2 separate regions of the Homo sapiens genome follow, and region 2 is linked to region 1. Evidence: chromatin loops called from intact Hi-C (ENCODE). Cell type or tissue: endothelial cell of umbilical vein. All regions are shown on one strand.

Region 1 (5,000 bases):
TACTTGGTTGATTTTAACCCAAAGGGAACCAGGGAGTCTCATATGGCTTATCCACAGGCATCATATGGTGAATATCCAAAAAGAGAAATGTAAGGATATTGTGGCAAGGCTCGGCAAAATAGGAATAGCTTTTCAACAATCTTTCCACGAAGGAAAGTCAGTGTTTTCTTAGATCTCTGTAGGTATTTTACAACCAGAGAGCTTCTCAGCAAGTAGCACTTGTAAACTCAGAGATGAACAAGAAGAAGCCAAATCACAGCTTCCGAATAGGTCAAATTAGCAAAAGAGACTTGCCATTAAAAGCCTGACACTGAGCGTCTGTTAAGGGAAAATCAGTTGTCCAAGTCACTTAAAGACTTGTACCTCAATTTTCTCATAAGTAATTTAACAGATCATTCTTAAGAATTGCTGGATAGGCCGGGCAGGATGGCTCACGCCTGTAATCCCAGCACTTTGGGAGGCCAAGGCAGGCGGATCACGAGGTCAGGGGATTGAGACCATCCTGGCTAACACTGTGAAACCCTGTCTCTACTTAAAAAAAAAAAAAATTAGCCGGGTGTGGTTGCAGGCGCCTGTAGTCCCAGCTACTCAGGAGGCTGAGGCAGGAGAATGGCATGAACCTGGGAGGCAGAGCTTGCAGTGAGCAGAGATTGCGCCACTGCACTCCAGCCTGGGTGACCGAGCGAGACTCTGTCTCAAAAAAAAAAAAAAAAATAGAATTGCTGGATATATTTGGACTAGGTATTGGATGTGTTAAGGGAATACAGAGATAGAGCAGACATCCTGCTCTTGAGAACCTGATAGTCTAGTAAAAGGGAAAAGACACCATTTGTTCGTTCATTCATTCAACAGGTATTTATCAAATACACTCTAAGAACCAGGCATGTTCTAGGCATCACACTGAGCAAAACAGAAAATCCTACTCTTAATTTAGCTTACCTTCTTGGGGAAGGAGACAGACAATCAGCTGATTAATACACATGTCACATGCCAAGTGGCATCAAACATTATAAAAGAAAATAAGGCAATATAAGGGATTAAAGAAGGGAGGATGTGGGTACTGTCTTATAAAGGGTGGTAAAGGAAGGCCTTTCTGATGTGTTGACATTTGAGTTAAGTCCTAATGAAGTCAAAGAAGTGAATTATGCAGATATTAGGGACTTTTATTCTAAGAAGAGGGAACATTAAATATAACAGCCCTGAGACATGCTGGAAGAACACTAAGGGGGTTGGTGTGGCTTGAAGGGTACAAACAAGGGAGAGAATAGTTGCAGATGAGTAGCAGGAAGGCAAATCATATTGGATCTTGTAAGCCAAGGAAAAGATATGGCACATCCTTGAAAAGCCATGGTATACTCTGGAAGAATGCACATATGAGTCCATTCATTTCTTGGTACAGTAGATATGTCCTGATCCCCTACACTGTGATAGTCACTGTTCTAGATAATGAGTGTTCAGTGGGAAGCAAAGTAGACAGAGTTTAGTGTGGAGTTGTACACAAAGACCTCATTCATAGCATTGTTAAGGAATGAGACTCTGATTTGTCATGGCAGTATCTTTTAGTACCTCCAAAGGTTTTCCCTCGTGCATATTACTAAAAGCCAAGTTACTTGCATGGAATAATATTTGGTTTCACATACCCAATTGTGTAAACAATTATTTCTCAAAATGGAGGTCGAAATCTGTGGAGTTTCAGCTTACCCCTGCTCTCGTGACCCCATTAGATTATAACCCCCAGGTCTCACATACATTCACCATGAAGGTGGATTTTGTTCCTAAATAGTTGCCAGATGTAGCACAATGGTGGCTCACACCTGTAATCCCAGCACTTTGGGAGGCCAAGGCAGGTAGATCACTTGTGGCCAGGAGTTTGAGACCAGCCTGGGCAACATGGCAAAACCCGTGACAGAGCAAGACTGTCCCCAACCCCCCCCAAAAAAAACAAGATGCCAAGTTAAATTTGAGTTTCAGATAAACAGTGAATAATTTTTTAGTACTGCGTGAAATATACTTACACAAACAAAGTATTCATTGTTTGTCTAGACCAAGTTTTGTATTTTATCTGGCAACCAGTTGTAATTCTCCACATATTCCTGTGGAGGTTACATAGGCAATAGTAACAGCAGTGTATGAAAAGGTTTGATTAGTCTGTGATGATTTCACTGATCACAAAAGGTCAAACCACTGGAATTTAACCCACTGAAAATGAAATCTGGGAAGAGTACTACAAAGTTCTAGTGACTTGGCTGCTTAAATTCCATTCCTTCCGCATCTGCTGGTACCTAGCCCAGTAGTTTTCTTGGAACAATAAACCACTTGTGAGGCACAGTCAATAGGTACAATATAATAGTTGAGAGCCACTCAGCCCATGCAAGTGAGTGTATAAGTTTAATTAGTCGTGTATTAATTGAGTAAGCCACTGCGACACTGTGTGAGCCCATACATCCAGTTACTGGCAGACCATTTACTCACGAAAGATGATGAAAATAGGAAATCAGTCAAATAATAGAGCATTTGGAATTCGCACATCCAAAGGTGAAGTAGAGAAATGGCATTTCTGATAAACTTGAAAATAGAAGGGGCCATATTTTTCATGTGCAATATGGAATGATAAATGTATATGTTTTCATCTGTAATTGGGACAACTTTGCTAGGTATGACAAATCTTGTTTGAACATGTTAAAGAAATATAGTGTAACCTTTGAATCCTCCTGCTTTAAAAAAGAATAGTGTTCACAGATTCAAGGAAAACAATTTTGGAAATAGGGTTAAACTCTATTAGGCTTAAAGCCAGATAATAACAAAAATAATGATTTTTGGTGATAATAATCATAATAGTAGCTCACAATCATTGTGGACTTTCTGTGTGCCAGTATGTTAGTTTGGGTCCTCCAAGAATAATATGTCCTGATAGGACAAGAGATTTATTGGGGCAATACCTATCAAATATAAAGGGGGACAGAGCAAGAGTAGATTGAGAGAACTTTTAGGCTGCAGTACAGTTCTGACAGGTGGGAAAGGAGGAGGGAAGAATGAGAGATTGGGTTGGAAGAATCCCAGAGCTCTCACTCCCATTGCCTAGGCTGGAGTGCAGTGGTATGATCATGGCTCACTGCAGCCTCAACCTCCCAGGCTCAGGTGATGCTCCCACCTCAGCCTACCAAATAGCTGAGACTATAGGCACACGCCACCAAGCCCAGCTAATTTACTGTATTTTTAGTAGAGACGAGGGTCTCACTATGTTGTCCAGGCTGGGTTCAAACTCCTGGGCTCAAGAGATCCACCTGCCTCAACCTCTCAAAGTGCTGGGGTCACAGGTGTGAGCCACTGCGCCTGGAGTAAGCTTCTAAGAAAATTTTGACCATGCCAATGGAGAGTCCCTGAGCTTAAGTCCCCTGTTGGAAGAATTCTGTGTTTTATAGGAATGGGTCTGTGTTGGTATCCTCCCCCTCAGTTATTGGCTGGAAACAGCCTGGAGGAAGTGTGGCCTTTAAGCAAATGTGGTGGTGGATTCAGAGGAGCAGCCCTGTTAGGCAACCATGTTCCTTGCAACAGGTGGTCAGGGTGGACCATTTTTATTCATGGCCACCAGAGCCATGCACTGTGCTGAGTTCTATATTCATGATCTTATATCATCTTAATATAATCCTATGGAGGTAGGTGCTATTAGTGTGCCCATTTTACAGATTAGGAAACTGAGACACAAAGAATTTAAGTAGCTTGTCCTACAGTCAAGAAGGCATAAAGGGTATTCAGACTCAACTCTAAGTCCAGAGTCTTAACTGCTTAACCATGGCATTCTATTAGAGAAAGAATGGAATTCAAACTCTGGTTCTATAATGTATTGATTGTATAAATTTGAACAAGTTATTTAAACTCTTAAACTTTTATTTTCTAATGTATAAGGTGCGATGTCATCACCTTCCCAGGAAATGTGTTTTCGTTGCTGTTTTGTTCTGAGCACAAACAACGTTAGTTCCTTTTCCTTCCTCTTGTTTTGCTCTCATCTAGGATTGTCATCTCTTCCTTTATTTCTTATCTCATCTTCCCAGGTATCTGCCTCAGCCTTGTTCAGGCACCCACAGGCTTAACTACATCCTCAGAACTAACAGGACTGTTTCTGTGTGGATTATATGTCTGGATGTAGATATGTGGAAAGTGCTGAGCACTTGCAACAATCCATAAATAGATACTCAATAAAATGTAGCTCGCCTTCTCTCTCATCCACCTCATTGCCTCATAGACATGAACTAGGTGCCAGGGACATCTTCTTTTTAAGTTTCTTTTTTTTTTTTTTTTGACAAAATATACATCTTTATAGAAAAATTACATTCTTATTTTTTTATGAACACTTTGTTCTTTTTTTCTACAGTCTCAAGTATTATGAGTATATGGTACTTTAATAGATATTTTTAAACAATGGACTGAGTTTTCATTTGATTTTTCTGCTGGAGGTGGAGACTATAAAATGAGGTTAGTTGCAAGGTATTTATACCAGATGCCATTATGTTTGTTAGATGGCATAAAACAATTATGATTGCCAATAAATTTAAAAGTGTTTCCGTTGCAAAAGATTTAGGAGTATAGTTTTACTGAAAACATAAAATGTTTCTTTTCATTCCCCATTTTTTGTGCAGTACAATAGAAATTTGTGCCCCATTCCTTTCATTTTAGATTTCTGAATTATTTAAAAGAATTGGTTAATTCTCCATTTCAAGTGAGCAAGACAAAGTTCATTAGGATATCTGATTCCTAGCAGGTCCCACATTCACAGATCATGTTAACTCCATAGAGAGGTTTATCTTCTTTTAAAATTACAAATGCTACCCACACTGAAAGCTTTTCAGTTTAATGCATTGTTACAGCTTTGAACTCTTCAGTAGGATCCTAAACAATAGAAAGAAGGAAAATGAAGCACCTTGTTGTCCGAGCTTGAGCCAGTTCTAAAAGTAGCAGTGCAGAACGTCTATGTCCTTTCAATTCTAGTGGATTTGCAACAC
Region 2 (5,000 bases), 160 kb before region 1:
AGCTAAAGTCAATGTCAGTGATTGCTTCAAGCATGATAGTCTTACCAGCCTACACTCTAAGCTTTTCTTATGCTTCCAGAATGACTTACTCAGCAATCACTTCTACTTTGTATTAAAACAGTTTTGGTTATTCAGGTAGGAAGAAGAGAAAAAAACCAGGCTGTTTCCAGTTGTCTGGGGTTTACATTATGTTACCTCTCAGACTGTTAGTGAAATCAGGGAGACTAGTGGTTTTTACGGCATCAGAGATACCAAATGTACAACAGACAGATGTCATCTTACTCTTTTTAAGTCATGGACAAAAAGACAGACACATTGCCCTGTAACTTTCAGATCTTCTGTAACCTTTTTAAACAACATAGGAGAGAAGTTGGTACTTGTACCCAAGGGAAGAGAAAGTTAATGAGTAGAAAAGACAGAATTTATTTAGGAAAACGATGGAATTAAGCTCTGGACAAAACATGCATCAGTGATGCATAACATTTTTGTTAATTGGGTCTTAACAGGTTTCTGACTCATATGGTAATCATTGTAGAAGTGGGTCTTACTAGACCACGCCAGTGGCAAATTGCGAAGCTGTAAGAACTCTTACCTCCCTGTGTGTGTGCACCTGAGTGTGTGGGGGGGCGTACGTTTCTGTAGCTTAATTTAGGTTCCACATACACTTCAGTGGTTAAACCTGAGCTAGACTCAAATAGTTTGTTTCCATTAAGAAAATGAATCTTTTATGTGGACCAAGGTCAGGTTAGTTAATTTGTTTGCTTTTATTGGAATAACTTTTCCCATTCCAATTCATCACTTAATTTTAAGTGGTTCTACTAAAATACCCATTAAAGTCCTTTACATTTCTCACAGACTAGGGCTATGACAGATTCATAAGACGTTTCTTTTTTCCTCAAGGCACAAAAGGTAGCTTTTCTGGTCATCAATCTAGTCTTCCTTGTTCCTAATTTCACAACAGTGGGGCAACATTTTATATAATACCAATATGAACTCTAATTGCAAAGAGACTAAATGAAATCTTCACACGAAGCAAGATTAATTAAAATATAAAATGTGCTTGACTGTGGTAAAACATTTCTTTTAAAAAAAATAGTATGACTTTTTTTTTTTTTTTTGCTAAATCTTTCTTTTTTGTACACCTCACCCTCTTCTTCACTGATGCATTTTCCAGCAACTGGAAGTTCACTCTGGCTAGGAAAGTAACTAAATGTGATGTTATCATTCTAATTAGTGATTACAAAAGATCAATTAATGTTATAATTAAAAACAGTGTCTAGATCTGTTGTTTGTAGTGAATAAATGTGACAATTACTTTGTTCATTGACATAGATGTGTTGAATTTCCTCCCTAGATTTTAAGGGGATGCATTTTAGTGCTGATGTGTGCATTTAACTGTGGACAGTAGGAACAAGGCAAGCATATTAGGGGAAGAGTAGGGCCCCTAATGTCTAAGCTACAGACATATTTTAGCATGCTTGACACCTTTCCTTGGTATATGATGCTATATCAGCAACTTGTACTCATTGGATCTGGAGCCTCTAGCTTTTAATATTTTATCACTAAATGCTTAAGTGTTTATGTTGCAAAAAGAAAAGGAAAAAAAAAAGATTCCCACTTGGACTCTCAAACCATGTGAACAGGCTACTCTATGATAACTATGTCATTAATGATTTTGGTTTCATTTATGGCAATAATTTTTAAGTTGATCAGTCAGGATAGTAAGTATGTGATTTTTGCAGATCTGGTTGAATTTTTTTCTGATACAGACCAAGCTGTTTTTCATACATTGAAGCCTGGGAAAGCTCTGTTACTGTTAAAAGAGTAACCATATCTCTTCACTGAATTGTTGCCAAGCAGATGTAGACTTTTGGAGTGTGCCCAGAAAACCTCTACAGCTGATACTTTGGTGACTTGTTCCTACTCCTGGCTTTACTGGCACCTATTTAAATAGCAGAGGAACATAATTGTGTTTTGGTAGGTCAAAATTTTATACACTTCTGTAGAAAAAATTATATATAGGTAAGCCAATTGGTAGAAATGAAGTAAACCCAATTTGCTTGTTGAGATTAGCACTGAAGATATGCTAAGCTTTGGTTATGTCATTTGGTCAAAAAAGAATGAGGAAAATCCCTCAGAAAAGTTATCTGAGAGATCAGCACTGAACGTCAAGCCAGCCTGTCCACTCCCATTACTAAAAGAAATCTCCCCTTTTAACTTCATCCCATAAATGGATCATGCTTCCTGGATCCACCCGAGGAGGACGTGGTTTAGTTTTAGATTCTTAGATTACAGACTTCCACCATCAGTTTCAGTATTCTTTTCACGATATTAATGTTATGAAAACTGTTAGAAATGAGGAAATACCGCCATGTCAGGTTCACTCATGGATCAAGAAATGAGCATTTTCTTAAACATCAGTCCAAAACAACAAACCTCAAGTACCATAAGTTCAGATAACTTGGGAGCAGTTGAAATCCTTTAAGCCACAAAGATAGTGTCTTTTGGCATGGCTGGTGAAAGAAGGAAGCTGGTTGAATTCATTGACTAACTCTGTTGCTGGCTAAAAAGACAATTAAGGAGAAAAGGGATGGAAGAAGAAAAGAACCAAAGAAACTAAAATCTGTTTCTTTTTCAGGAGGAGTTGGAAGATGAGGAGTAACACAACACTTTAGATATACATGTTAAAAACTTATAACAAATCATAGATCATACTAAAGGATTACCGAAGTTTAGAACATGGCTGAGGGTATAGATGTCAGATTTTCTTACACAATAGTGGGTCTTTTGTTTCAGAGTTCACTCTTGGCAAGCAACTCCCTACCACTGCGTTAATTTCCTGTCGATCTTTCATTCAGCAACAGACCTAGAGATGGGGAGCAGACACTGCCCCCCCCACCCAGGCTTTTTAAGACTGTGCTTTGTGTAGATTAAAAAGACGAAGGAAAAAAGAATAAACTTTTTCCAAACAAGATGTCCATGTGCATTCTTTAAGATCCTGTGTGTGCTTAAAACGATCCTGTAAAAAAGCCCTCTCCATAATTTTGAACCTCTCCTTTTTCTAAAGACTTTTATAGGCATTTTTTTTTCTTCTTCTCAGCATGTGAACCAATGTGTAACTCAAATAGATGTTACTTTGCTGTTTACTTAGATTGTTTTAAAAGGCTAGCTGTGTGGAGGAATGAGGAAGGAAGGGAGGCGGGAGTGGCTGGAGTTTTTTTTTTTCTCTGTTGACCTAATGAATGCAGTTCTTAAAAAATAATAAATATTTATATGTGGTCTTAATTTTTAATGAGTCTCATAAACTGGCTGGTATAGAAAAGTGTATGAAAAGCCATATATATTAAACTATAGTTATTATAAATACATGCATATGTACACTAGAATGTTTTATGAGGAAGGGAACTTACTAGTCTTGTTCACTCTTTGTTTTCCCAGTGTCTAGAACAGTGCCTGACATACAACTGGTACTCAGTAAATATTTGTTGAGTGAACAAAATGAATGTAAATTGACAGCATTGCCTAGTGGGGGTACCATTAGACTAGAATTCAGAAAACTTGGAGTCTGGTTCCATCACTGCCATTAATCAAGAATATATTGTTGCTGAAATCACATAACTTCTTTGCTCCTCTGTTTTTTATAAAAAACTGGGACTAGCCCAGCTATTCAGGAGTCTGTGGTGGAAGGATGACTTGAGCCCAGGAGTTTGAGGCTGTAGTGGGCTACGATTGTGCCTGTGAATAGCCACTGCACTCCAGCCTGGGCAACATAGTGAGACCCTGTCTCTTAAAGGAATAATAGGGGCTGGGTGCGGTGGCTCACACCTGTAATCCTAGCACTTTGGGAGGCTGAGGGGGTGGATCCAGACCAGCCTGGCCAACATGGTGAAACCCCATCTCTCTAACTAAAAATACAAAAATTAGCCGGGCGTGGTGGTGCATGCCTGTAATCCCAGCTACTCAGGAGGCTGAGGCAGGAGAATCGCTTGAATCCAGGAGGCAGAGGTTACAGTGAGCACTCCAGCCTGGGTGACGGTGCAAGACTCTGTCTCAAAAACAAAAAACAAAAAGAGGAATAATAGTATCTGCTCTCCTTGCCTTTTGTGGGTTTTTTTGATGATTAAATGATATCTGAGGGATACAAAAATGCTTTGGAAACTACAGGGTGCTTTACAGACTGTGTGTGTGAGTGTGTGTGTGTGTGTGTGTGTGTGTGTGTGTGTGTGTGTGTACAGAAAATCCTTTATCTCTTTGCTTCTCAATTTCTTTTCTTAGGAAAATCAGATTATTTAAATCCCATTATGCACAGCTCTCCTCTGTTCTTACTAAGCCTCTGTATTCCATTACCTCCAGTAAATCAGTAAAAGGTGGTGAGTCAGGCTGTAGTGGAAAGCGGGGTCTGCTGTTTTCTCATGTCCATGTTACTCTGTGGGACTCAGAAATCTTGCTTACATGTCTCATGAACTTTCTTACCTGTTTGAACTATACAGGCTATAACATATGACTTAGAGTCTTTTAGTTATGACCACTCTTAAGATTGATGACTAAGTTGAAGTATTTATTAGTTGTTATTATGGTGGATTGATAATCATGCATTTTAACATAGTAAACTAAAGTCTGTGTCGTAGAATTAGCTATAATTTACTTTTTAGGCTGGATGAGGTTACTGATGCTTGTAATCCCAGCACATCGAAAGGCTGAGGTGGGAGGATTGTTTGAGTCCAGGAGTTCAAGACAGGCCTGGGCAACATAGGGAGACCCTGTCTCTATTATCATAAATAAAAACAAATTTTTTTAAACAAGTGTATATATGCATATGCTTATGTGTTGTAATAATAATATGTCCCAGAGTTGCACATCTGGAAGAGAAGAAGATAGCAACTGAAAAGAAAATAGAATGGTATTGACAAAGAGAAAAGATGGCGTCATTAGGACAATTACTTTTTATTTTTGGAACAACTCGAGGCTTTACACCCATTCTTTTCCCACATTTATTTTTT

Evidence for each region. Peaks named below come from ENCODE experiments on the same cell type or tissue, not always from the same donor. Only the 100,000 strongest peaks of a DNase experiment are listed, where the experiment ranks them.
Region 2: it touches region 1 in a loop (1.9-fold over the local background); 5 of 110 quality-filtered maps call a loop at or near these places.

The regions. Positions count from the first base shown.
Region 1 is chr1:61,285,731-61,290,730 of GRCh38, forward strand. The region is part of intron 3 of NFIA (nuclear factor I A); the gene reads left to right. Among named protein-coding and RNA genes, the nearest start is that of NFIA-AS1, 35 kb to the left of the region's middle. In endothelial cell of umbilical vein, no CTCF peak of the experiment used is centred here; DNase peaks (open chromatin) are centred at 2,201 and 4,001; H3K27ac peaks cover 2,843 bases.
Region 2 is chr1:61,130,057-61,135,056 of GRCh38, forward strand. All of the region lies in intron 2 of NFIA (nuclear factor I A), which reads left to right. Among named protein-coding and RNA genes, the nearest start is that of NFIA, 50 kb to the left of the region's middle. In endothelial cell of umbilical vein, no CTCF peak of the experiment used is centred here; DNase peaks (open chromatin) are centred at 1,875 and 2,845; H3K27ac peaks cover 1,497 bases.